Linked DNA regions of Homo sapiens: all the other regions are linked to region 1. A link is a loop called in an ENCODE intact Hi-C map of the cell type or tissue named here. Cell type or tissue: heart right ventricle. All regions are shown on one strand.

Evidence for each region. A loop is a pair of places that touch in the nucleus more often than their neighbours do. Peaks named below come from ENCODE experiments on the same cell type or tissue, not always from the same donor. Only the 100,000 strongest peaks of a DNase experiment are listed, where the experiment ranks them.
Region 2: a loop joins it to region 1, with 8 times the contacts of the local background. A loop is called at or near these places in 99 of 110 quality-filtered maps.
Region 3: it touches region 1 in a loop (11-fold over the local background); 71 of 110 quality-filtered maps call a loop at or near these places.
Region 4: it touches region 1 in a loop (3-fold over the local background); 33 of 110 quality-filtered maps call a loop at or near these places.
Region 5: it touches region 1 in a loop (4-fold over the local background); 2 of 110 quality-filtered maps call a loop at or near these places.

Annotation. Positions count from the first base shown.
Region 1 is chr14:100,651,953-100,656,952 of GRCh38, reverse strand. No RefSeq gene overlaps it. Among named protein-coding and RNA genes, the nearest start is that of LINC00523, 2.8 kb to the left of the region's middle. In heart right ventricle, CTCF peaks have their summits at 1,978 (motif pointing right) and 3,429 (motif pointing right); no DNase peak of the experiment used is centred here; H3K27me3 peaks cover 3,778 bases.
Region 2 is chr14:100,381,287-100,386,286 of GRCh38, reverse strand. WDR25 (WD repeat domain 25) reads right to left here. Exons shown (of 7, transcript NM_001161476.3): 2 at 4,541-5,000. Among named protein-coding and RNA genes, the nearest start is that of WDR25, 7.3 kb to the right of the region's middle. RefSeq lists enhancers at 2,787-3,296, 3,523-4,483. In heart right ventricle, CTCF peaks have their summits at 979 (motif pointing left), 2,222 and 2,428 (motif pointing left); a DNase peak (open chromatin) is centred at 2,416.
Region 3 is chr14:100,437,292-100,442,291 of GRCh38, reverse strand. The region is part of intron 2 of WDR25 (WD repeat domain 25); the gene reads right to left. Among named protein-coding and RNA genes, the nearest start is that of WDR25, 63 kb to the right of the region's middle. RefSeq lists a silencer at 1,046-1,340 and an enhancer at 2,513-3,712. In heart right ventricle, a CTCF peak has its summit at 1,924; DNase peaks (open chromatin) are centred at 1,911 and 2,351; H3K27ac peaks cover 948 bases.
Region 4 is chr14:100,522,257-100,527,256 of GRCh38, reverse strand. WDR25 (WD repeat domain 25) reads right to left here. Exons shown (of 7, transcript NM_001161476.3): 5 at 1,217-1,387. Among named protein-coding and RNA genes, the nearest start is that of BEGAIN, 63 kb to the left of the region's middle. RefSeq lists an enhancer at 3,857-4,517. In heart right ventricle, a CTCF peak has its summit at 2,248 (motif pointing left); a DNase peak (open chromatin) is centred at 426.
Region 5 is chr14:100,262,271-100,267,270 of GRCh38, reverse strand. It overlaps YY1 (YY1 transcription factor), which reads right to left. Exons shown (of 5, transcript NM_003403.5): 2 at 4,805-4,967. Among named protein-coding and RNA genes, the nearest start is that of MIR6764, 13 kb to the left of the region's middle. In heart right ventricle, no CTCF peak of the experiment used is centred here; no DNase peak of the experiment used is centred here; H3K27ac peaks cover 1,354 bases.

The DNA of each region.
Region 1 (5,000 bases):
CTTCCTGGCAGGGAGGGCCTGGCTGCGTTGCCGTCTCTAATATTTGCCTAATATAGAATGGACCACTTGCTGGGACTCCACACATGTCTGAATATCCACCGCCGCAGGATTTTGTATTCCTTCTCTCTAAGAGGAACCCCCTAACTGTGTATGCTGAGATGCCACCAGGCTGGACGTCCCCATCAGAGCTGCCACATCTCCCTGCCGTGTGGCCCTGGGTGAGCCACCTTCTCTGTGTGCCTCAGTCTCCCAACTGTGTTTCCTCAGTGTTGTGAGGACTGAGTTCCATCGCAAACCACTCTCGCATGTGCCAATGGAGTGTTATGGTTTCCAAATACATGCACCCATCATGGGCTCTAATTCCCACCAAAAAAAAAAAAAAAAGCTCTGAGGTTTTCACCAGTGAGCCAGCTGATAGCAGCCAAACCAGAGCTGGGTTCAGGGTAACCAGCCTCCAACCATTTCAAAGCAGCCTTCGGACCTAACTTTCCATTTCCTCTGGGCAGCTGCTGTCCTCCAAGACTCCAGCTGGGGAAGAGAACAGCCCCATCTTCTTTCTCCACCTCTCAGCCGTGAGCTGGCTGTTCACAAATCACTCACTCTTCATTCTCACAGCAACCCTCACCAAAGCCCCGTGTCACAGATGAGGAAACTGAGGCTCCACAGCAGGAACCCGCTTTCCCAAGGCCCCATCTGTCTCCCGGTGAGCTCCTTCCCAGTGACATAGCACATGCTCTGTCTGTGCAAGTCCTGAAGCCACCACCTGTTTTACCTGACTGGAGGCTATCCTGCAGCAGGACACAGAGGGCTGGGCTGGGCTGCCTGATTCCGTTTCTGTGCTTCTGTCTCCTCTTTGCCCAGTGCTGCCAGCCAACATCCAGCTGCCCAGGGAAACTGCAGCCCCAGCAAGATGGGCCACCCTGGGCCACCCCCTGAACTTCCAGAGCCATCGGCTCTGCCCATCTGTGCCCATCTGTCTCACCTGTAACCCTAATGGCAGCCTCTGTTCAGGACCACCAGCAGGAGCCAGGCCTCCCCACACCTCACAGTGCCACCTCTCCAAACCCATCCCTGCCATCTGGAGCCCAGGGGACAGTCGGAAGCCTGCTGAGGGAGGAGGTCAGGAGATGGAGGCTAAAGGGGAGAGCACCAGAGTGAGGAGGGGCTCCAGAAGCTAGGCTGAGGGCAGACCCTGCTGCCCCCCAAAAAGTCACCATCCAGTGGGGTCATTATTTTTCAATCGGGGAGGCTTTGTACATGTATTTCTTAAAAATGAGGAGGGAAGGACGTCTGCAGGAGCGTTTCCTGTGTTGGAGTCACCAGCAGCTCACGCCTCATTGCTCCCGTCTCCTCCAGCTGTAATTAAGCCAGAGACACCAGGCACTGCTGCCTGCCCAGCTCCAGTCCCAGCACAATAATCAGCCCTCAGTTAAATGAGGAGGATAAATACAGGCAGACCGGGACTCCAAGGACAACAGCCCCCGGTTACCGTCCTCCACAGACCCGGACCACCACCCAGCTGCCTTGGTCGCTGAGCAGTCAGAGGATGGACAGAACATGCAGGGCCTCCTTGGTGGGAAGCCACGGACAGGGGGGGCCCCCCACGCAGGGCCTCAGTTTTCTCATCTGTAATATGGGGGAGCAGACAAGTCCCCCACGTTACCCTCTGCAGGCCTCGCTGTGGTCCTCTCCACTTTAGCCGTCACCTCTTGGCCTCCTGAGTCAGACCTGCAGAGGCAGGCCCGGGAATCTGCACTTCCCGAGATGCCCCAGGGAGCCCCTCCGTGGAACCACGTGTGCCAACGCCTGGGAGGAGGGCAGGTGGCCAGAGGATCCTGGGGTCCCTCTCCCAGCCCAACCCCACCCCCAGGCCCTGTGGCTGCTCCCCCTCTGCAAAGGCACCAGGAGGGAGGTCAGGCCCTGGCGGAGCCAGCCACGCAGGTCAGTGCCCCGGGCAAGTGGGTGCTGCGGTGGCCTCGGGCCACAAGGGGGCAGAGGCGGCCAGCGAGGCCGCAACCTTCGCTCAGGTGAGCCGGGTCCGCTGCGCTGCGCTGCGCGCCGGGGTCCTGCACCCACGCTCTTCGCCGCAGAGGAGACCCCGGGGGGCAGGGTCGGGCGGGGGCCTCTCCGTGTGGCCTGGGTGGTCCTCGGGTCCTCAGCCCCTGCCCCCGCCTCTTCTGGAAAGCTCCTCACAACGCTGCCCGGCCCTGCTGCCTCCCAGCCCCGACACAGGAATCCCATCTCACTCCAGCGCCCGCCCTCCCCTTCCACGGTGCAGGCGGCTTCATCCCTGCTGAGTCTAATTCCACCCTCATTCGCCCCATTTCACAGAAGGAGTAAACTGAGGCCGAGAGAGGGCAGGGGCTGGAGCCAAGGCCCTCCCTTCTGGAGCAGCAATCCTAGAATTGGGAAACTTTGCCTTTTGTTATGGTAAGAAATGCTGTTGAGAATTTCTTAATTCCCCTTTGGAAAAGACAGGTTGTGCTGTGTGCAGAAATCGTTATTCAAAAATTACAGACTCTAGTTGTTTCTATGGAAACATTTTTTCACCTTATGCAAATGAAGCAAGAGGCATGAAAACAACGCCTTCCCTTTCTGCCCCCCTCCACCAACTTTCTTTTTGGAACCTTGAAAAGCTGCTGCTGAAAGTTTCGTCCTCTGTAGGGGTGCTGAAGGCGGCCTCTGACACTGGGGAGAGTTTGCTTCATTAACTCGGGGACCTTTGTGACCCTGGGCCGAGCCGAGACTCAGGGTTCCCCGGCCAATTACTCTGAGGCCCAGCTCCATTTACTCCCACTCTGATCATTACAGAGTGGTGGGTGGCAAATGTCACTCCAGAGTGTCTCCCCTGCCCCCTTGAAGGGGAACCCCTGCTTCCCACCACGATTCCTTCAGGAAGCCCCACAGCAGGAGGGAAACCCCCCACCGCTCAGAGCACCCATCGTTTACCCAGCCTGGACTGGCATTCTTTTGAGGAGCCAACCTCTGCACCCACTCCTGCACTCATCTCTGCCTCCACGGGGGCTCCCAGAGCCAAGGGACAGGAATGTTGGGCATATCTTTCCTCTGGTTTTGATTCAAGCCCCCACATTGGTGCCTTCCAACTATGTGGCCTTGGACAAGTCTCTGCCTCTCTGAGCCTCGTTTTCTCCGCTGTCGCCTCCACCCTGCTTAGTTGGGGGTGATAGCACCCACCTTGCAAGGTTGCAGGGAGGGTGACATGGAACGACCATCTTCGCTACTTAGCGCACAGTAGGGATTAAATGTGTAGGAATTCCCCAAGTTGCTCCTAGAGGAGCGGGGAGCCAGGGTGAGAAGAGGCTCGCTGGTGTGTGTGCTGCGTGGGATGTGGCCGCCCCCGGGGAAATTTGCTCGAAGCCACCCGAGAACTCCATCCCCAGCTGTTTGTGGCCAGGGCGGCCACCAGGAGGCAGTGTCTCCCAGCAGCCAGAGCGCCAAATTTGTAGCCCAGAGACCTGGGTTCAAGCTCCGACTCAGAGGTGTCTTCACTGGGTGATCTTGGAGACTATTTCCCCTCCCCAAGCCTCCATTTTCTCATCCACAGGGAGCCACATCATCTGCACGCCCCACAGGCTGCGTGGGGACCACAGCTAAAGGCTGTGGGAAGTGGGCAGATGTACCCTGACTGACATAAAATTGGTACCAAGAGTGGTTCCAGGTGATGGATGGGATGTGGGGATTGGTTTGGTCATGCCTTTGGGCTTGAACACAAAGCTGAGCTCCTTGCCAATGGGAAACGGGATGTTAGTGACCCCCATATGCAGCAGCATTGCCATTAATCAACTATCATCTGCCATTGATTGCGATGAAGTGGCTCCTAAGGAACCCACGTGGCTCCTGAACTTGACCATTATGGCAGTAACGATGACTATAAACATTTTGGTGAGGTGTGGATTCTTTTGAGTGTACGCAAGCTCTTACAAAGAGAAAATGAAAAGCTTGGATCCGTTAGCCTTCAGCTCAAGTCACAGTCTGAGAACCAGCGAGCTTCGGTGACAGCTGTAAAAGAGGCTCTTATTTCATTTAGCTGCAGGGCTGATGCTGATGAAAATCAGACACAAGCTTTAATTGTGCAGGCTGCTGAGGTATAACAATTGAATTCATGCGCTCAACAAGTTTCTCATGTGAAAGTTAGAGCCCTGATTAGTGAAGAATCAGATCTCAAAACTTGGAATGAAAACATCTGATTGGATCCAAATAAGACCGTCAATCTTGAGTCCCCAAGTCACACGGAGCCTCCTTTGCAAGTGGAGGCAGCTACCCATCTCATGTCAGAAGAGACTGGCTCTCCTCTGCTTGAAAACCATGGGATAAACTCACCCAGGGCAGATGCCCTGGAAGGAGGTGCCCATTCATCTCGAGATCCATCGCAGCCACCCTGTTGCCACTAGACCCACAGCTGGGCTCCAATCCCAGCATGCTGCAGGGGCAAGTACACACTTTACCACCAAAAGAATTACAAGACTTTGCTTATATATGTGGGCAGAAACCTGGGTACCACGTGCAGAGTGGATTCTAAGGGTGTTAGATCACAGAGGGAGAAATATTAATACAACATTAGACCAGGCCAAATGTTTTGGCATAGTTGCACTTACTAGAAAATCTGAATCCAATGTGCTAGTTTGTGTAACTATGCATTAATCATCTATTGCCATGTATCAGATTACCACAAACTTCAAGGCTTACAACAGCACACACTTTTAATCTCATGGCTTCTATGGGGTAGGAACCTGGGCATGGCTGACGTGGCTCCTCTGGGCCAGGATTCTCATAGGGCAGCAATCCAGGTGTCAGCCAGAGCTGCAGTCTTATCAGAAGGGTTCCCTGGGAAACCATCCACTTCCAGGCACACAAGGTTGTTGCAGGAGTCAGTTCCCTGCAGGCTGTTGGGCTGAAGGCCTCAGTTACTAGGTGGCCCTGGCTGAAGGCTGCCCTCATGGACCTCTTCAGCATGGTCACTTACTTTATCAAAGCCTGCA
Region 2 (5,000 bases), 270 kb after region 1:
TAATGAGGCACTGACTTGGGGTTGGGAGTTATCAATGATTTCTGTTTCTCCTTCATACTTCATATTTCCTGCATCATTAAAGTTTTTCACAATAAGCATCTATTACATTCATGGTCAAAAATTAAAAGGTTTTTTTTCAAAGTATTTTAAGGAAGCTTGTTACTGAAAGAATTTCTAGAGCAAATTATTCTGTAAAGCAAATAAACAACATCTAATTCATATATTTTCTTTAAAAACCTTCTGTGTTTCAGAACTGCAGGTTTTCATACAGGTACAGAAGGTCCCTGGTGGGTCTTCTGTCACCCACCCAAAGGTCTTATTCCTTTGGGACTCCCTCTCAGTGCCTGGCAGAGGGTTCTGTACATGGGAGCATTCAATAACGGCTGGTTGTGTTTTTGGTTAACGCAGGCCACGTACATGTTTTCCTTCAAAAAAAGGCATCAAAGTCTGAATTTCTACCTTTACGTGCAGTGGGTGTTCAAACACGTTAAGCCAAAAGAGTTCACTGGGAGATGAAAAGAGTATATAAAAGGGTATCCGTGCTGGGATCACAGCTATGAAAAAAACAAGCACGTTCACAGACAAGGGGAGGAAGGGATCGTCAGGAAAGAGCAGCGGTGCAGAATTATGAGTCATTGTTTTATTTTACTTAATTTCTCTAGCTGTAAATTTTTCAAAACTAATAAAAGCATATTTTACAGCTCACAGAACATTTAGAACATATTAAAATAAGTATCTTTCCACTGTAATGTGTCCAGTTGAAATGTATGAATTCCGAAGCTACGTTTTAAGGATATGAAGGAACTGGCACTCCATGTTCTTTAGATTAATAAGTTGGACTGTGTTGTTTTTCTCCTGATCAGAAAGAAATCATTTTTCAGTAAATGTTACCTTGAATCAAGGATTCTTCCACATTCTAGAAGCTTGGATGAGCTGCTTATATTAAGTCTTACTGTGCACCCTAGTGGCGAATATGATTTATCCACTCAAAAGACAATCCCTTCCCAAAGGCTTGCGATAAAATCCAAAAAATTTGTTTTAATTTTTATCGATCACTTAACATGTACACAATTTTGTGCCAGATGCTGGGGAATATAAAAATGGGTTCTGGCTCAGGAAGCTTAAAGTCTAGTAGGTGAAGCTGATATGCTTCCATGGCTACTTACGTAAAATAAGACATGAGCACAAGTCAAGGAAAGGAGGAAATTCTTGGGGAAAAGCAGGAACTCGAGCACACACTAAGTGCCTGCTATGTGCCAGGCATTGCACTTGGTGATTCACAACTAATATCGTTTACTTTTCACAAAAACCCAGCGAGGCATGTTTAATTCTCTCCACTTTATAGATACTCAAATGAAGGCTCAGAAGTGAGGTAACTTGCCAGAGACCACGCAACCAAGGGGCTGGCCGTAGAGGAAGGACCCAAGCAGGTCTTGTCACCCAGCCCCCAAGCTCTTCCCTCCTTCCTGATCCAGCAGGGGCCCAGAAGACACTGGCAGATTTTAACCAAAAGGCAGGGGGAAAGCACCCTGGGAAGGGTGTACTGCTGCACCCGCCTCTTTGAGCTCATTCCATGCTGCACCCACCATTTCCTCTCCTCCAGGGACTGGGCTGCAGCCAGCCAGGACTCCTGCCTGTGCCCGAGGCCCTATCCCCACTCCAGACCCACCACCCACACCCACACACTGCCTTCCCCAGATCACCAGGTCCCCAAGATCTGCCATGCTGCCCCACCTCTGACACCAAGGAGGGAAAAGAACACCATGTGCCTCCCAGCCAGGCCACGCACAAACCTGGTGGCCCAGCAAGCCTGAGGCCTCAGCCGGGACTTCTGGCCACAGCTCCTGCCTGGCTCCCCGCCGGTTCCCAATCTGTCTTCCCATCCTGGCTCCTCCAGCCCCTGCCATACACTCTTCACACTGAAAAGTTGTTCAAAGTCAATTTGCCCAAAACCAATTTGCCAAATAACCCCATCACTGAAAACTGACAAATATCTTAAAACAGAGAGGGCCCTGGCCCACCATTTGTATCTATGGCTTATAAAAGCCCTAATGTTCACGACACCACAGTAAAAAAAGAGGGTCAGGAGATGCCAACCCTAGCAGCCATGCTGACCCTGGCCCAACCTCATGACAGCAAATGTGCTCTGCCCTGGGAAGGAACCCAGGGTGCACAGTGCAGTGGGTGGGGCTCCCCAGAAGCTGCCTGGCAGCCCAAGGGGCCCATGCCAGTGTCATCACCTGCAGCACACACAGTCTCCTCGGGACAGGCGGGCACAGCTGCGGCGCCTGGCCCCACCCAGGGCAGCCCCACAGACCCGGACCCAGGTCTCTGAATCGCCCAGGAGCAGGGCATTCCTACCACAGTCCCTCAGTCTGAGCCACCCTCACTGCCATTCCAAGCTGGGCCCACTGCGCCCTCTTCTGGTCATGAGGTGTCACAGTTAGTTGGCTGCTCACAGTTTCCCCTCCATGGGGGCAGAAACGTCTCTCCCCCCACGTCCCCAGTGGCACCGTGCCTGGCACATTTGTCTACTCCACAAGGCCAGAAATCAATGCCTCTACTCAGGTGCTCTCTGCTCAAAAACTACCATGGGGATGCTTCTGTTTAGGAAATCTAAATTTCCCAGGCAAAAGTGACCCAAGCTGCCACTCTGCCAGCAGGGCCCAGGGAGCACTTCACGCCACCAGGCGAAGGCCAGTCCCACAGGGCCCCAGGTCTGCCCCTCACCATCAGGAGAGAGAACTCCAGAGGTGAGCGGGCAGGTAAAAGAAGGCCTCAACAGGAAGGTGAGCACAGGGAGGACAAGGGCCACCACTTGAACTCCAGGGCCAGTCAGACACTGCCCAGGCCCACCAGCAACCCTCCAGATGGGCTTCCCATCCTCCAGCCCTTGCAGCGCAGACTTGGGAAGGAGAGCAGAGAAGCCCCGGGGCCACAGGATCAATCCCAGCATGCTGTGATCCACGCCAGGGATGCCAGAAGCCTCCGCGCACACTTCACAGCCCCCGGAATGGCAGGAAAAGCACCAAAGACCTAAGTGGAAAATCCTGGAACTCCAGGCTGAAGAGAGAATATGACGTTCTCTCCCACAGGACTCTGAGTCTTGCTAGAAAAGAGCACAGACAAGCCACTTCAGGACTCCAGTTCGCCACTTAAAAATGCCACCCATCAATTCAGCTCATTTCAAAGACATCTCTATACTTGGAGCTTCCTTTCTTCACTTAAGAAAATGTTTCCGAGGGAGAAAAGCTCAAAATGTAATTTGCAAGAGAAAAGATGTAGGAAAGTTGGTTCCAGAACTCTGAGGAAACAAGGGCAAGGGAACCACCATTTACTGAGCGCCTATGAGGTACCTGGCTCTGTGCAAGGCACTTTTTCAGCATTTTTCTCACATGAGCACATGACCCAGGTATGATTTTGCCCTTTTACAAATGAGACACTAGACTCCACAGGAAGGCAGCCGGCCAGTGGTCGACCAGCTAGCTACTCTGCAGCAAAGCTGGATGTGAAGCCAGGTCCCTTGAAGTTATTTCCTTTCCAAGAGCTTTCTGTTCAGCTAGCATTTAGTTGGCACCCGCTACATATCAGGTGCTTTGCTAGCTGCGAGGAGAGAGAGGAGGGATGCAGTGCACAGCTCGAAGGGCTGGAGACAGGTCCCAGGTGGGCACAACGACCTATCACACTGTACCTCCATACTGGGGGACTACATTACTATCACTTCAGTAGCCTGTAAAATAAATAAGACAATGCAAAAAAGAGTTTCCATGTAAAACCAGAAGTCCCCAGAAGGGCACGTGCAACCTTCCCTGACCTTGCTTCCCCAGCCTCAAGTCCCTCACCCACACATGCTTGAAGCCAGCTCCCAGGCCCTCATGCTTGGAGCCAACACATACACAGGGCTCCTGCAGCCAAGCACGCCCTTCTGCCCCCATCCCCAAGCGAACCTTCCCCTTCCTCAGGAGGCCTTCACTGAGCCCTGCCGGGCTGGGCTGGTAACCCTCCCGTTGGGCTCCCAGAGCACCTGTGTGTCCTACTGGGGGCCGTCCTCACAGCTCAGGGTTGAGTCTGTGTACTTGTCCACGGCTCCCGCCTCACTGTGCAAGCCCTGACACCAGGGGCTGGGTCTACCTACCTCTCCCAACAGCCCTTGAAACCAGCACAGCACCAGGCACAGAGCTGGCATGGCTCAATGCTCCACAGGGTCACCGAGGATGTCCCCAGTCCCCAGGGCTTGGTCCTGGGCCTGCTTTTCTTCTCCCACTAATCACTCTCACCTCCTCCCTCACGGCCTCCGAGAGGGATAAGAAACAGTATCCTCTGGTAACCTGAGCAAGGCAGCATCAGGGAAGGGTTGGGGCAGAAGGAACCCACAACCCGGAGCTGACCACAGATGACCCTTTCTGGAATGCAACAAAGGGAATTACAGAAATCTGCACACAAAAAAAAGTTCAGCCTGTAACCTCCCTCCACTTCACTATTATTCCAGCAGTGTATTCCTAAGAGCATCTGAAAGCAGAAGTTTTCATTCAAGTCTTACCTTGAAAGTTTTATCCATAGAAGTGGAGAGAAGCATGTGGCTCTTAGAAAGGACTGGACACCACTGAATGGTGTTGACAGGGCCCCTGTGGCCTCTCAGGTGGAAAAGCACTTTCCGGGGAACTGTGGTTTCTTTATAATGGCTATTCAAATATGGCTGAATAAACTCAGACACTCCCGGGCCCACGTAGAGAGGGGCTGGGGCACGCCCTGCAGGGGGCCCCTGTGGCTCCACGTCTTTACCCTTGCCTGTCTCCGTGCTTAATGCCTGCCGCTGTCTTAGTCTTCTGGGAGTATAGGGTACCACACAGTCCTCACATTTTTTCTTCTGAAAAGAGCTGCCATTTTTACCTACGGTTTCAGACTCACTTTGAGCATGGAAAGATGACTTGGGAAAGTTCCTGGAGAGTTTTACTTGCTTAAAGCGGGCAGCTGCCAGGGGCATGTGGCTGGCTGGAACA
Region 3 (5,000 bases), 210 kb after region 1:
TGCTCACTAAATACTGGCTTTGTGGCTGAGGGAATGTGTGCACCCTCAGCAGAGGGCTAGCCACAAAACAGGTGCTCAGGAAGTGTTCAATTCATCAGTCCATCCAGGAGCAGTGTGATAAGCACACTCTCCCTGTAAGACCCTCTGCAACCCAAGCCCATCCCTCCAAAAGAAGAGCTCAAGCATGGCTCTGGCCACAGTCAAAGCTGGCCCTCTCCATGTTCCTGCTCCTCCTGGCACCTCCCAGCCCCTGCACTGCTGAAAGGAAGCCCTTGGGAGCAACAGCCTGGTGTCAGATCTTCTCTCTGCCTCTCTCTATGTGTGACCCTGAGCAACTGCTTTACCCTCTAACAAGTTTCTCAGCTATAAAATGGGAATAAAAATACCTAACAGAGAGTCAGTGCAAGGCCTTCAGCCCAGCGCTTGGCATGCAGTAGGTGCTCAATACCTGGCCACTGCTACTGAGACTGCATCTAGGAAGGAACCGATGCTTGTTGACTAGGCTCTGTATGCCAAGCACCAATCAGGGGCTTTCCTCCTACTGTCATTTCATCCTGCAGCAGCCCTATGACAGAAGCGAAAGTAGGATTGTCCCATTTCACAGATAAGGAAACCAAGACCAAGAGCTTCAGTAACTCAGCAGGCAGGCTAGGAAGCAGCAAAGTCCACCTGCGCTCCATGTGGCCCCCAGCCCATCTGCAGGCCCCAGCCAAGCTCTCCTGTGTGTCTTCCACCCTCCCCTGCTGCCCCTCTGTGTTCCCACACTCTGGCACTCCAAGACCCACACACTCTGGGCACTGCCACTTCCAGCATCTGCCTGGAGAGCTCCAGAGGTAAGACCTGTCTGGAGAGGAGACTCCCTTCCTGTAAGACGCAAACCACCCCCTGCACTGCCTTCCCTGCCCCACCCCACCCCCTAGGCAGTGAGGGTGGCCCAGTCTTCCCCTACAATGCTCAGTTCTCACAATCATCCCCATAAACATCTTTCTAGCCCCCATTCTACAGCGACCACCCTTCAAGGAGACAGCGCCCAATATCACACACAGGACCTGGCACACAGAAGGAGCTCAGCAAACGTTTGATGACTGTGTGGTAAATGAACAGAGTGCCTCCTATGTGTCCCTCATGATGTCCATACCAGAGTGTTCTGGAAACCTAAGCCAGGAAGCAGAGTCTTATCTCCCTGGCCCAGTTTCAAGACCAAACCAGACAGGGCTCTGTATGTCTTAGTTGATTAAAGTGATGAACAGGAAGAAAACACAGGCTGTTTATTGGCTCCACAGAGAATCCCTTTCTCAAAATGCCAGGGACCGGGTACTTTGACACAAATTCAGCAGCAGCATCTTTAATCATTTCAGGGTTAATAAAAAATGTCAATTACATTTGTCATCAGGACTATCCTGGGGGAACAATCCCAGTGCAGACAATCTCTGGCCAAATGACAGCCTGGTATGTTTGTCACACATCCCTCCAGCTGCCTCGCTGACGAATTTATCGAGGTGGTTACCTCCCCCGGCCTGTCCCTTCGTAAATAATCAGAAGTAATATGGATCTCCCAAATAATCCTGACCTGAGAATTGCTGCTCTGGCTCTCCCTAAATAAAAGAAGGGAATAAAAACAGGGAATGAGACTAAATAGACCAGAAGGTGAAGGTTGCCTGGAAGGATGCGTATAGCAGCCAGGGCAGCCTGGGCTCCTTCCACATGGACAAAGCAGGAGCCTGTGTTTTTCTCCCAGTGTCCCTCAGTGCTCAGCACAGCCTCCAGAGAGCTAGCATGCTGAATCATGACGGCCAGCCCCTCCCATGCCCCAAAACCTTGAGGGTCCCATCCTACAGCCCTTTCTATCCGCCTGTAAACAGCCGCTCAGAACAGACTAAGTGGCATGCCTCCACGGGACTCAAAGCCAGGTGTCTGGCGCCACCCCGCTGCCGTGGCCGAAGGGCTCCCTGACTGTGGCTGCCTGTCTGCATTTTGAGAGTAGCTATTTTGCAATCAAAGAATTCCTGCACATTCATTTGCCAGGTGCAAACGCATCCAAGAGGAAAACACTCCCCTGCTATGACTGACACACATAAAGAGAGGAATGGAGTCAGGTTGAAATTGAAAAAGGAAAACGCTGCTTTCCACCCCAGGACTACTCCAAATGTTCTGAAATCCTGAAATGTGCCTAAATGAAGTGTTCTATCTTTATCAGAGAGTGACTCGAAAATGACTATGCTGCTTTTAGGGACGCTCACATGACAGTTTCCCATGTTTGTTTCTTAACAATGGATCCTTTCCTTGACAAGTGGACCTGAACATGCACTGGAAGTCAGGGCCCAGGCTTCCTCCAACTGGAAGTGGGGTTTGGGCAACTCCCTCAGCCTCTGCCACGTCACACGAGAGCGCTGCCAGCTAGTTCACTCCCATCCACTGCAGCATGCTTTACAAATGGGAGGAATTTTTGCTATAAAACCCTCAAACATTCAAGATAACATTTATTATATTGAATGGAGAAAATATGGAGAGTGTGAAAAATATATAACTGTTTCTAGTATTCATTTTAAAGCTATGGCAATTCAAAGAGTTAAGCTGAGCACAATGCCTTGAAGACCACTGTTAGTTTCTCCAACTCACTGTCACATAAAAAGCGTCCACCCCCACATGGCAAGCAGGGGCTGCCCAGCTGTCCTTCCAGAGAGTTCTGTCTCCAAGGAGAAATCCAGGTGACGCTTTTTCAGCAGCCCCACAGGCATTAGGTTTGCAAGTTAACTTTCACAAGACAGGCAAAGGCTCTTATTTTGACGGCTTCCCTCCATCTAGGCAATTTTATCACCTTCATAAACACTAACGGCTCTTGAATACCTGCTGTGGGCGGGCCGTGCTGTACCAGGCTGAACTGCACAACGCCACACAAAATGCCATCAGATGAGTCACCTGTCTGCACTGAATCAGCTCTGTGATGCACAGGAGTCCGGGGGCTGAAGCAACAGCAGCTTCGTCACCGAGGCCAGAGCCATCCACCACGCATTCTGACAAGCAACAGATGCCAAAGGGCAGGGTCCTTCACTTCCTGAGTGCCCACCAAGTGCCAGGTGCCTCACACATGTTGTCTGTGATCCTAACAATAACCCAGGAGGGTATTCTGCCACCAGTCACCAGTGGGTGCAGGGAGGGTCAGAAAGGAGGACTTCACTTGCCCAGGGCATAGAGCTAGGAAGTACCTGGGCAACTGATGCCCAGCCCCACTCCCTACTGCTCCTTGCCTCCATCTGCAGGAGGGTGCCCTAGCCACCAGGGCCAGGCCATTTTTTGTGGGCAGGTGGTCAATTGGCCATGTGCTAAAGGAAGTGCAGACCCCTAGAGGGGTTCTAGAAGGAACTCTGGCCTTGCAGCCAGGCAGTTCTGAGTTCAAATCCCAGCTCTGCCTCTTACCAGCTGTGTGACCCTGAGCATATCACTGTACCTCTCTGAGCCTTACTTTCCTCAGATATACAATAGGGAAAATGTAATGAACCTCACAGGGTGGCTGAGAAGACTAAACAAGATTCAATGAAATAACATGAAAGCCACTCAACCTCTCTCTTCTCCTTAATCAAGTCTGCCTATAATCAGCTTTGGATGAAAAAGCCAGAGAATCAAACCTAACTTCAAATCCCACCTCCCAGGTTTGCCAGCTGAATGATCGTGAGCATGGGGCAAAACCTCCTCTGGCTCAGCTCCCCATAGCCACCTACAGGGCAGTGCAAGGGTTAAGGAGCTGGTGTCTGGCACAGAGTGGGCGTTCAATAAAAGCTCATTCAATTCAATTTGACTTAATTAAAAAACCTTACTCATAGCCTCGAGAATGGCAGGAGCACAGAGGGCTAAAACTACAAACAGAAATCCATTTGAAGCCCATAAATTTTATATCCTGCCAATGAACGCATTTTCTTATTAAGCGACAATATTATAAACCAATTCTGAATTCCTGGCAATGCCTAAGAGTCATATCTTCATTGGGCTGAAAGCTGTTGTCAAATCACAAAGAAATTGAAGGGGTTCTAAAACAACTCATGGAAAGGAATAACTGAAACCAAGTTTACTGAACAAATCAAATTATTTCACTACGTGCCTGTCTTTGCAAATCTTCTCCAAATTACACTTCATTACAAGACTTGGAAATTAGACACCAGCAACAAAATAAGAAAGCCAGAACAGATAAATATTTACATAATCATGAGAATAATAATATTCTCCTGTGCAAATCTACCTACTACTTTGTTTACTCTTATTAACTCAAGTTTAGAAATGGGACAATCATCTGAAACAGGGCCCTGGGGATTTCTTTCCCAGACTCCAACTACTTCTTTCTTTTGCGAAAACAATGGTGTGTCAGGAGAAAAAAGGATGAGAAGGCAAGGACAGAGGGAGGTGCAGTCCTCCTTGAACCCCTTAGCATCCTTGGTGGTCAGCTCAGGGCTCACAGCAGCTGGGCAGATAAATGCTCTGAGCCAGCTCCTGTCTTCTCTTCTTCACTAAGGGGGCGTATAACACCAGTGCTGTGGGTGAACGTAGGGTTGGAGAGGTAGAGGGAGAGAATGGGGGTTAACAGTGGTGGTGACAGTAACATCAGTAGCAGTAACAGTAATACTACTAATACTAATAATACTAGTAATAATACTAATAATAATAATGGCAACCAATGCCCAAGTGTCTGGGTGCTGGACACATGTCATCCCAAATCCCTACAACCACTCTCTGCTTAGAGGTATGTCTCTGCTTCACAGTAAGGAAATCAAGGCTGCCAGAAGTTAAGCAACCCACCTTGCCCAAGGCCACACAGCTAGTAAGTGCCAAAGCTAAGGTATGAGCCCAGCTTCGGGTGGCTTTTTTATGCCACTATAGTACCACTTCTTGGGCACTGAAACCCAAGAGCTGAAACAGTGAGACTCAACACTCAGCGGGCTCAGACTGGAATCTCAGATATGGGTCTGGGTCTTGCTAAAGCCAAGCTGTGGGGTCTCTTGAGGAGAGGA
Region 4 (5,000 bases), 130 kb after region 1:
TGACAGAGATGACGGTGGTGATGATGGTGGTAATGGTGGTGGTGGTGCTAGACATGCTGGTGACAGTGGTGGTGATAGAGATAGTGTGGTGCTGATGGTGGGGTGGTACTGATAAGAGATGGTAGTGGTGACAGAGATGGGGTGGTGTAATGACGGCAGTGATCGTGGTGGTGATACAGTTGGTGGTAGTGACGGAGATGGTGGTGGTGATAGAGTGGTGATGGTGGTGGTGCAGCAATAAAGATGCTGGTGACAGTGAAGGTGACAGAGATGGCAGTGGTGATGATGGTGATGGTGGTGGTGATAGAGATGGTGTGGTGGTGATGACAGGAGTGGTAGTAGTGACAATGATGACAGTGGAGGTGGTGGGTATAAAGATAGTGATGCTGATGGTGGTACTGGTGATGGTGGCGGTGATGACACTGGTGGTGGTAGTGATGCTGATGGTGCTGGTGCTGGTGATGATGGTGGTGATGATAGTAGTGGTGGTAGTGACAATGACAACAGTGGTTGTGGTGGCTATAGACACAGTGATGCTGATGGTGGTACTGATGGTGACGATGATGGTGGCAGTGATGACACTGGTGGTGGTAGTGATGTTGATGGTGGTGGTGGTAATGACAGTTAAAGCACAGAAGCATTCCCCGTGCCTGACACTGTGCTATACCCTTTACAAACATTCTCTCTCTCTCTTAATTCTCAAAACTATTTTCTAATGAAGAAAGTGAGAATCAAAGAGGCTAAATAGCAGGCCCAAGGCTCTCCGCCTTATAAGGTCCTAGTGAATCCAAAACCTTAATGCAGGTGTTCTAACTGTGGGGCCCCTGCTCTGAACTCCTGGGCTACATCAACTGCCAATGCCACTGAGGGTCAGAAACCCCTTCTGAGTAGCTGGTTGTGGTGGCAGTGGGAGGGTGGGGTTTCTCAGGTTGCACTGCCACGTTCCCCATTGATCTGGACTGAACCGCCCCCCACCAGACCCTTACCCTGTGGGGTTGCTGTGCTGGCACAAGAAGAGCAGAAGGAGGTTGCATCTGGAAGCCCACAGCAAGCTCTCCATGTGTGCGGCAGGCTGAGACCTGACTACCCTCATCCTGGAGATTTCAGTCCAGTGAGCCTCCTCCCACAGAAGGGACCTGGGACCTCAGACAGACCAGAACTACATGGATACGCTCTGTGGCTGAAACTGACAGCAATGCCAAATGGGATTTCTTACGTGGAAAATCTGGTTGGAGATTTTGGCAGAGGTCCGGAAATCCCAGGCAATAATGGTGCGGTCAGCTGAGTCCCGGGTGGAAGCGTCTGTGCTGCTCAGGAACTCGGAGCCTTCCCGGAGGAACAGGATGTCCAAGGTCTGCTGGATGGTCGCCTTGTAGCTTCTCATCACCTGCAAGAGCGGACACCGGTCATGCTGGCAGGCCTGGCAGCACGGACAGGCGCCTATGCAGGGAAGGCCAAGGACCCAGGGGGCAGGCAGGTTTAGTGAAGTTTATGCTGGGCCACACACACCCAGGCTGAGCAGCACCCACAAGCCATATATGGAATCATGGACCCTCCTGCCCCATGCCCAGTCCAGTGTCTGTCAGCTTCTCAGCCCCCCTGCTCTATTGCCACATGGGTCCAGAGAGGCATCCCTATCACCCCTTGAGAGCAGCAGGATCCCAGGGAAAGCGCAAAGGGAAGGGCCTTGACTCGCCAAGGGCACCTCGAGAGCATATTGACATCCATCAACACTGGGGTCATGCTTTGAGTGGGTCCTGCTTCTGAAGACGTCACATAATTCACAGCTTGCAAAGTCCCAGATTGTTGTCCCAGAGGAGCCACAGTAATGCAGGAGCAAGTGTGCTTGGGGACAGACCATAAAGCCAGAATCACAGGACATATTTTAGCTTTAACGACACTTTGTATTGTTTTAGCATCATCACCGATACTTCACAGTCTGCTGTCTCATAAACTGACTTTATTAAGTATTGAGCAGTTGTTTTGCTTTCTTAGAGGATTTTATCACATTCAGCTTCTGCTCTCAAGTATCCAGCTCTGGTGAGGGGATGGAGAAGGGTCCCAGTACCAGGACCAGCAAGTAGCTCCACTTAACAAACTCACAGAGGACAGGACTTTAATGACAATATGGAAATAACATGCTGGGCACCCACGCGCAGCCATGGAAGCGCAGCAAGGTCTCAAGTTGGTCGCAGGGGCCGGCCGGTCCCTTTACCAGTTCCTGGGCCGCCACCATGTGGCTGCAGCATAAACAGTTCAGTCCCTGGGCCCCGCCAGCTCAAAATGAGCCACCTTGACTTTTTAATTGGAGTTCATACCTTTCAAATTTTGCAGACATATTTTCTGTCATCCTCCTTAAAATGTATACATCAAATTCACATTAAATGTGTCACTCCATAATTTCAGTTTAGGTTAGAGGAGGAGGAGGTTGAGGCCCATTCTCTGGATGAGGTTCACTGAGGCCCAGGAAGAGGTACGGATTTGCTCAAGGTCACAGGGCCAGGGCATGGTGGAGCCTCTTCCGACCTCCACGGCTTCCCTGGGACCCACGGTTCATTCTCCTGCTGGTCAATTCCTGCCTCTGTAATTCCTGGGGGAGGGTAGGCAACAGATGACCGCTCTTCTCTGAGCCTCTTCCAAAGCAACCCTCAACCAGGGAGATTTCAGAGTGGGCCCCCTGAAGCCTAAAGAATGATCCAGGGGTGGAAAAAAAAAGCCTTCTGAATGCAGAACAGGGAGACAAGCTGCCCCTCACGGCACGGCTGCCTGCCTTCCTCCACGCACTGGATTCTGCATGCCTGTGCCTGCTCTATCCTCCCACATGGCCTTGATATCACAGCCCCCACCAGCCTCAACACTTTGATCCCTAAGAGGCTGACCCAGGGAAAGGATGAGGAAGATGACGGCCCTCCCTGCCACTCGCTGAGTGCCCGTTAGGTGCTGGGCCTTGGCTGGGGGGTTCACATAAGTTATCTCATGACAAGAGCCCCATAGGTAGCTTCTCTCGGTGGGCATGAAGTCTCAGAGACAGGCAACTTGCCCAGGAGCCAAGAACTACCTACATGCCCCTGCCAACACACCACCTGCCTCCCAAGACAAACTTTTTGAGGAGAACCAAAACAGTTGTTCCGTACATTTTCTGAGAATGGATGGAAATGGCCCAATTCATTAGGGTGTCATAAAAGTGAATGGCTGGGAAACAAGCCGTGTTATGGGCGATCCCTGCCAATAATGTGGCTGCAAGTGGAAGGCTGGCCTTTGAAGTGATCGCCACCGAACATGATTTACTCGCCTTCACAACTGCTCATGCCCCAGGAAAGAGCAAAGGAGCCATTTGTGTGTCTAGCTGGTGGGTTTTATGGCAACCTTAATTACACCAACAGCTGGCATGGGACGCTGCTACCCGAGCCTAACGAGCTGGATCCAAAAGGGAGTCTCACTCAGACTCTTCTGGCAACTGCGGGCCCCTGGTAGAGATGCAGGGACATGGTCTTGGGGAAAGCAGAAGATCGATCATGACACATGCAGGGGTTATGTCCCTACAATCTGCCCACCACTCGGCCCACCAGCAAACCTGGGGGATGCTGGGCCGCTGCTGACTCGTCCAGAGCAGCCTTGGGTTCCTGCCACTTCCAGAGTGCACGGGGTTGGGGGTGGTCACTGGGCTCCAATCTTGGCCCACTACAGATTTACTATGTGCCTGGGGAAGGTTCGTTCCCTTCCTAGGTCTAGTTTTTGAGTCATCAACACGAGGGCCCCAACCACACCTCTGAGCCTCTAAGTACTCCTGGTCCTCAGAAAGAAGAAGGACTGGCGGATGCACCCAGCTATCCCTCACCCCATGCTGCCAGTCCTCTGCACCCAGACCTGAAGGACAGGGGGTGGGGAGGCACTGCTCTGGGCTCACACGCAACCCTGTGCTCCCTTAGCTGCCCACATCAGCCACCTGCCTACGCCACAGGACTGTGAGCTCCTGGCACAGACGCCCTGCTGCCCACATTTCTGGGTCACCCTTGGCTAGCACTGGGTCTGCCCCTGCAGGCATCAGTAAGGTGTGTCAAATTGATGCTGGATAAGTGAGTAAATGCATAAATGAATGAGTGAATGAACAAAAGGTCGACTACTTTAAAAGTAGCAATCCAGGGTCCTCCGGCTCCCAGCAACATCCTGGCATGCAGGGCTGAGGCAACACACAAAAGCCTTTGCCACTGGCTCTCCCAGGACCCCCGGGTGAGATGACATTCACTCACAGGTCCTTCCCCTGGCCCTGATTGAGCCAGCCCCTGCCCTGTGCCTCAGACGTGGAGACAAAGGAAAGCTGCTCCAAGACCTTGGTGGGAGGTGGGAGCACAGCAGGACTGTGCTCCACGCTGCAGCCTCACAAGAGCCCAGAGGTGGGTGGGGCCTCTCCTGGCCCTTGGATGAGCAGGGGTGAGATGCCAAGTGGGAGGGCCCAAGCACTTAGGCAGACACCCTGGGGACCTGAGCGTGGCAGCCTATTACTGGCTGCATAATTTTGGGCAAGTAACTTCCGTCTGTTCTTCAGTCTCCATATCTGTAAAGTAGGGGTAACAACAGGACCTCCAGCTGAGGAACTAAGGGTGCTGTGCCCAGCTAAATGCCTGACACATACAAGCCCGATGCTTGTAAACCTTCTCCTCCCCAGCCAGCTAGAGCTAGAGTCCCTAGGATGGAGCTGTGAGTTCTTGGGCAACTCTCAATAATAAATGCATTGTCTTCTTCCAGTGCCAAGATGCAAGGCAAAGTGGAAAGGTAGCACAGGACCCACTGCTTTGGTTTAAAGTCGCAAAAGCAGAAGTCGCCAATCACATAGGATGGTGGCTATCAAAAGCAACTGACATTTACATTAAACAAAGTATAACATAACTATGAGAAAAAACATGATTGAATTTCTCTACAACCTGGGACTAGGGAAAACTTTCCCAGCTATGACTCCAAACCCAGAAGCAATAAGTGAAAAGTTGAATAAACTGGACTAT
Region 5 (5,000 bases), 390 kb after region 1:
CAAGGAGAAAATCTTCCCAGAGTCAGGTCAAAGAAGCTCTCTCTTTCAATACTGTCAAAATTAGGCCCCATTTTTCAGGCTACAGCTTTCTTTGCCCTACTCCCTCACCCCTTTTCATGGAGTTTCCGATTGCCTTTTCTTTTTCTTTTTCAGAAGACCCTTTTCCATACCACCAAGCTTCTTACTCACTCTACCCACTACTGAATGAAACTGACTTTTCCTTAAGAAATTCTTACAGCCAGCCAACTTTCTATTCTAAATGGAATACATTTTCCAGCCTGCTACACAGCTGTCCTCTTGGTTGTCGTGCACTAGGAAATCTTCCTTCTGATGTTCATCCTCATTTCGCTGTATTATATCTTCAAATTACCTCCTCAGAAAGGGTGCATGCAACATGAATCCTTGGGTCTCTAAAATTGTCATCTCTTGACCTTGTATCTGACTTGATAGCTTTGCTGGATCAATAACTCTATGTTTACAGTAATTTCTCCTCTCAAAGCATTGTTTTATTGTCTCTAATTATCCCCTGCTACTGAAGAAAAGTCTCATTCAGGTCTATCATTCTTTCCACTTGATGGCCTATCTTACTGAAACTTTTGGGTTCTTCAGCCCTGGTGTTTTGGATGGCTATCTGGTACCCGGGTGCCAGTCTCTGTGGGTGGTCCCTTTCTTAAGGAGTATGGTCTAAGGTAGCCATGTTACCTTCCCAACAGTAACATGTGTCCCTGGATTTTCTGCTCAGAAGACTGGGGACAAACTTTTAGATCAGCTGCTCCAATGCTCCAAGGAGGGTGAGCAGTGCCAAGGGTCACCAACACCTAATGGCTTTACTGCTCACCACCCATAGATTCCCTCTCTCTTCAAAACCTTTCCTTCAGCCCTCCGCCCCTCCACTGCAACTCCTTCACAATGTATAATCCAAAGAGGTTTTATTCCTCTCTCTCGTACCTCCTGAGTCTCCTTCTATTTGTCTGAATGATGCTTTTACTCTGCCACTGGGACCTCTTACCCTCTGACATGGTTTCGCTGCGTCCTCACCCAAATCTCAACTTGAATTCTATCTCCCAGGATTCCCACATGTTGTAGGTGGGACCCGGGGGGAGGTAACTGAATCATGGGGACCAATCTTTCCCATGTTATTCTCATGATAGTAAGTCTCACGAGATCTGAGATGGGTTTATCAGGGGTTTCCACTTTTGCTTCTACCTCATTTTTCTCTTGCCGCCACCAAGTAAGAAATGCCTTTTGCCTCCTGCCATGATTCTGAGGCCTCCCCAGCCATGTGGACACGGGAGAATCACAATTGTAATTTAAAGTTTCAAAAGGCCAGGCACGGTGGCTCACACCTGTAATCCCAGCCCTTTGGGAGGCCGAGGCGGGTGGATCATGAGGTTAGGAGTTCAAGACCAGCCTGGCCAAGATGGTGAAACCTTGTCTCTATGAAAAATACAAAAATTAGCCGGGTACGGTGGCAGGCGCCTGTAATCCCAGCTACTTGGGAGGCTGAGGCATGAGATCACTTGAACCCGGGTGGAAGAGGCTGCAGTGAGCCGAGGTCGTGCCACTGCACTCCAGCCTGGGCGACAGAGTGAGACTCCATCTCAAAAAAAAAAAAAAAAAAAAGCTTCAGTGTTCTGGTTTGGGGCTCAGAGTAGTCAGTATTTGGTTTGAGATGCTGTTAATAATAAAACATCCATGTTGGACTTGAGGTGGTTTTTAGGAAGTAAGTTGGGGCTGGAGTCATCTAATGAGCAGTGGCTAAAAGCATCAAAACGGTAAGCATGCTCTTACTCCTCCCCCCTGCCCCCAACTGAGCACACAGTCTGTTTCTAAATCTTTTCCATTATCTTTTGTAGTTTTTTTCTTTCTCTTTTTTTTTGGTGGGGGAGGCGGGGAAGGAGTTTCCCTCTTGTTGCCCAGGCTGGAGTGCGATGACGTGATCTCAGCTCACTGCAACCTCCCCCTCCTGGGTTCAAGCAATTCTCCTGCCTCAGCCTCCCTAGTAGCTGGGATTACAGGCGCCTGCCATCAAGCCCAGCTACGTTTTTGTATTTTAGTAGAGATGGGGTTTCACTATGTTGGCCAGGCTGGTCTTGAACTCCTGACCTCAGGCGATCCACCCACCTCAGCCTCCCAAAGTGCTGGGATTACAGGCGTGAGCCACCATGCCTGGTTCAGTTTCCTTCTTTTTTAGAGACAATTTTGCTCTGTCACCCAAGCTGGAGGGCAGTGGCATGAGCTCACTGCAGCTTTGACCTCCCATGTTCAAACGATCCTCCCACTCAGCCTCCCAAGAAGCTAGCTGCATATCACCAAACTGAGCTTTTAGAGATGGAGTCTCATCATTTTGCCCAGGCTGGTCTCAAACTCCTGGCCTCAAGCGATCCCACCTCAGCTTCCCAAAGTGTTGAGGTTACAGGCTTGAGCCACAGAGCCCAGCTGGTCTCTTGTAATTTCTATCACATTTATTCCTTTGTTATCTGACTGCCACAATTCTAACTCAGGCCTTCATTAACTCTTGTTCAACTGACCTCTCTCATTTCCTGTGCCTGTATGAATCTAGCCTGCACAGACAGCTGCAAAGGACTTCTCCCAAGTTAACGCTCTACTCACACAGCCCCTTCTCCCCAGCTCAAAGTCTGCAGTAGCTGCCCACTGCATATGAGAAATGTCTGCACAGCCTGGCCTAGGATTCATCGCCCTTAATGATCTGGTTCCAGTTTACCTCAACTCCAGTCATTTCCCTGGAAGCGCCCTAATTCCCAGTAAACCCTCCATCTCTATCAAAACTCTAGGGCCAGCTGGGTGCAGTGGCTCACGTCTATAATCATTTTGGGAAGCCAAGGTGGGTGGATCACTTTAGGTCAGGAGTTCGAGACCAGGCTGGCCAACATGGTGAAACTCCGTCTCTACTAAAAACACAAAAATCAGCCAGGCATGGTGGCATGCACCTGTAATCCCAGCTACTTGGGGGGCTGAGGTAGGAGAATCGCTTGAACCCAGGAGGTGGGGGTTGCAGTGAGCCGAGGTCATACCACTGCACTCCAGCCTGGGAGATGAGTGAAAATCCATCTCAAAAAACAAAACTAACAAACAAAAACTCTTGGGCCATGTGCAGTGGCTCATACCTGTCATCCCAACAATTTGAGAGACCGAGGCAGGAGGATCACTTGAGGCCAGGAGTTTGAGGCCAGCCTGGGCAACATAGTGAGACTCCATCTCTACAAAAAATAAAATAAAATAAAATAAAAAAATTAGCCAGGCATGGTGGCACACACCTGTAGTTCCAGCTACTCGGGAGGTGTGGCAGGAGGATTGCTTGAGGCTGTAGTGAGCTATCATCATGCTACTGCACTCCAGCCTGGGCAACACAGTGAGAACCTCCATGTATCAAACCACAATGGAATTCTTAACGCCCATTTGACAGGTGGGGAAACGAGCTCCAGGTGGCAGGAACTGCCCACCTTGTTTTCGGCAGGGCCAAGAAGGAAGCCAGGACACTGAACGGTCTCCACCTCTACCACTCTGCTCTCAAAAGAAAAAAAAAAAGCAACCCACTCTGTTCTTAGAATGTGCAAGATCAAAAGGATTTCTTTCTTCTTGATCCTGCCCTTGCCGAAATTTCCTGAGCTATTCCAGGTTCCAACCAACCTCAGGTATGGAAAGGCATTAGGCTTTCTGCTCCAGAGTTTATTAGTTCATTTAACTTAAAAGTTTACATCTTTGTGGTATTTTCAGCTCCTTGTACAAACTGCCAAACAGTACTAGAAAGTAACACAAAAAGTAGGCTTCTATAAGAACCCAGCCCACTTTAGGCAAAACAAACACACCCAACCAATGGGTTCAGAGTTTCTCCACTGCTCGCCATGTCCAAGCCATAAATACTTGATCTCCTCCTGTCATGCCAGCTTAAATTAACATACCAGGAGCTTAACTGATGACAAGACAAACACGAATTTATGAAATCCTTTCCAGTGGTCAGCTGGATGAGTCAAGTACAGACCCAGGTCTCCAGCAGCATAGACCAATACAACACACCCAAATTTAAAATGTGTACTACAGGCTGGGCACAGTGGCTCATGCCTGTATCCTAGCACTTTGGGAGGCCAAGGCAGGCGGATCACTTGAGGCCAGGACTGGTTCGAGACCAGACTGGCCAACAGGATGAAACCCTGTCTCTACTAAACACACAAAAATTGGCTGGGCGTGGTGGCACACGCATGTAATCCCAGCTACTTGGGAGGCTGAGGCAGGAGAATCGCTTGAACCAGGGAGGTGGAGGTTGCAGTGAGCTGAGATTGCACCACTGCACTCCAGCCTGGGCAACAAGCAAGACTCTTGTCTCAAAAAAATAAAAAATAAAATGTGTACCAAGAAGCCATAAGGCAGTGTGGAAGATATCTATTCCAAAACAAATTACGTGCAATTTTATTTACTCAAATGCAATGCCTATTTAAGGGTATTTGCTTCATCTTACTGCAAGGATCTAAAATGCTGCCACTCACATTAATAGCATAGTTACTACTAAAAATAAAACTGACTGTCAGAATTGCTTGAACCCGGGAGGCAGAGGCTGCAGTGAGTCGAGATCGCACCACTGCACTCCAGTCTGGGCAACAGAGCGAGGCTCCATCTCAAAAAAAGGAAACAAAAAACAAACAAATAAAACTGACTGCTTTTGTTTTCAGGAATTTCCCTAGAGAAAGAATACAAACCACCATTTTGACTTAGGCACAGGAAAACATAGCTGGCAAGACTCAAGCACTTTCTATAATTAAAAGAAAGGAAAGTTCTTATAACTTACCTAGCAAATTCTGCCAGTTGTTTGGGATCTGAGAGGTCAATGCCAGGTATTCCTCCAGGAGGAAGTTTCTTTCCTGTCATATATTCTGAATAATCAGGAGGTGAGTTCTCTCCAATGATCTGTTCTTCAACCACTGTCTCATGGTCAATATCTTTTTTTTCATCTGAAACACATCATGAGATTATCTTTAGCTGAG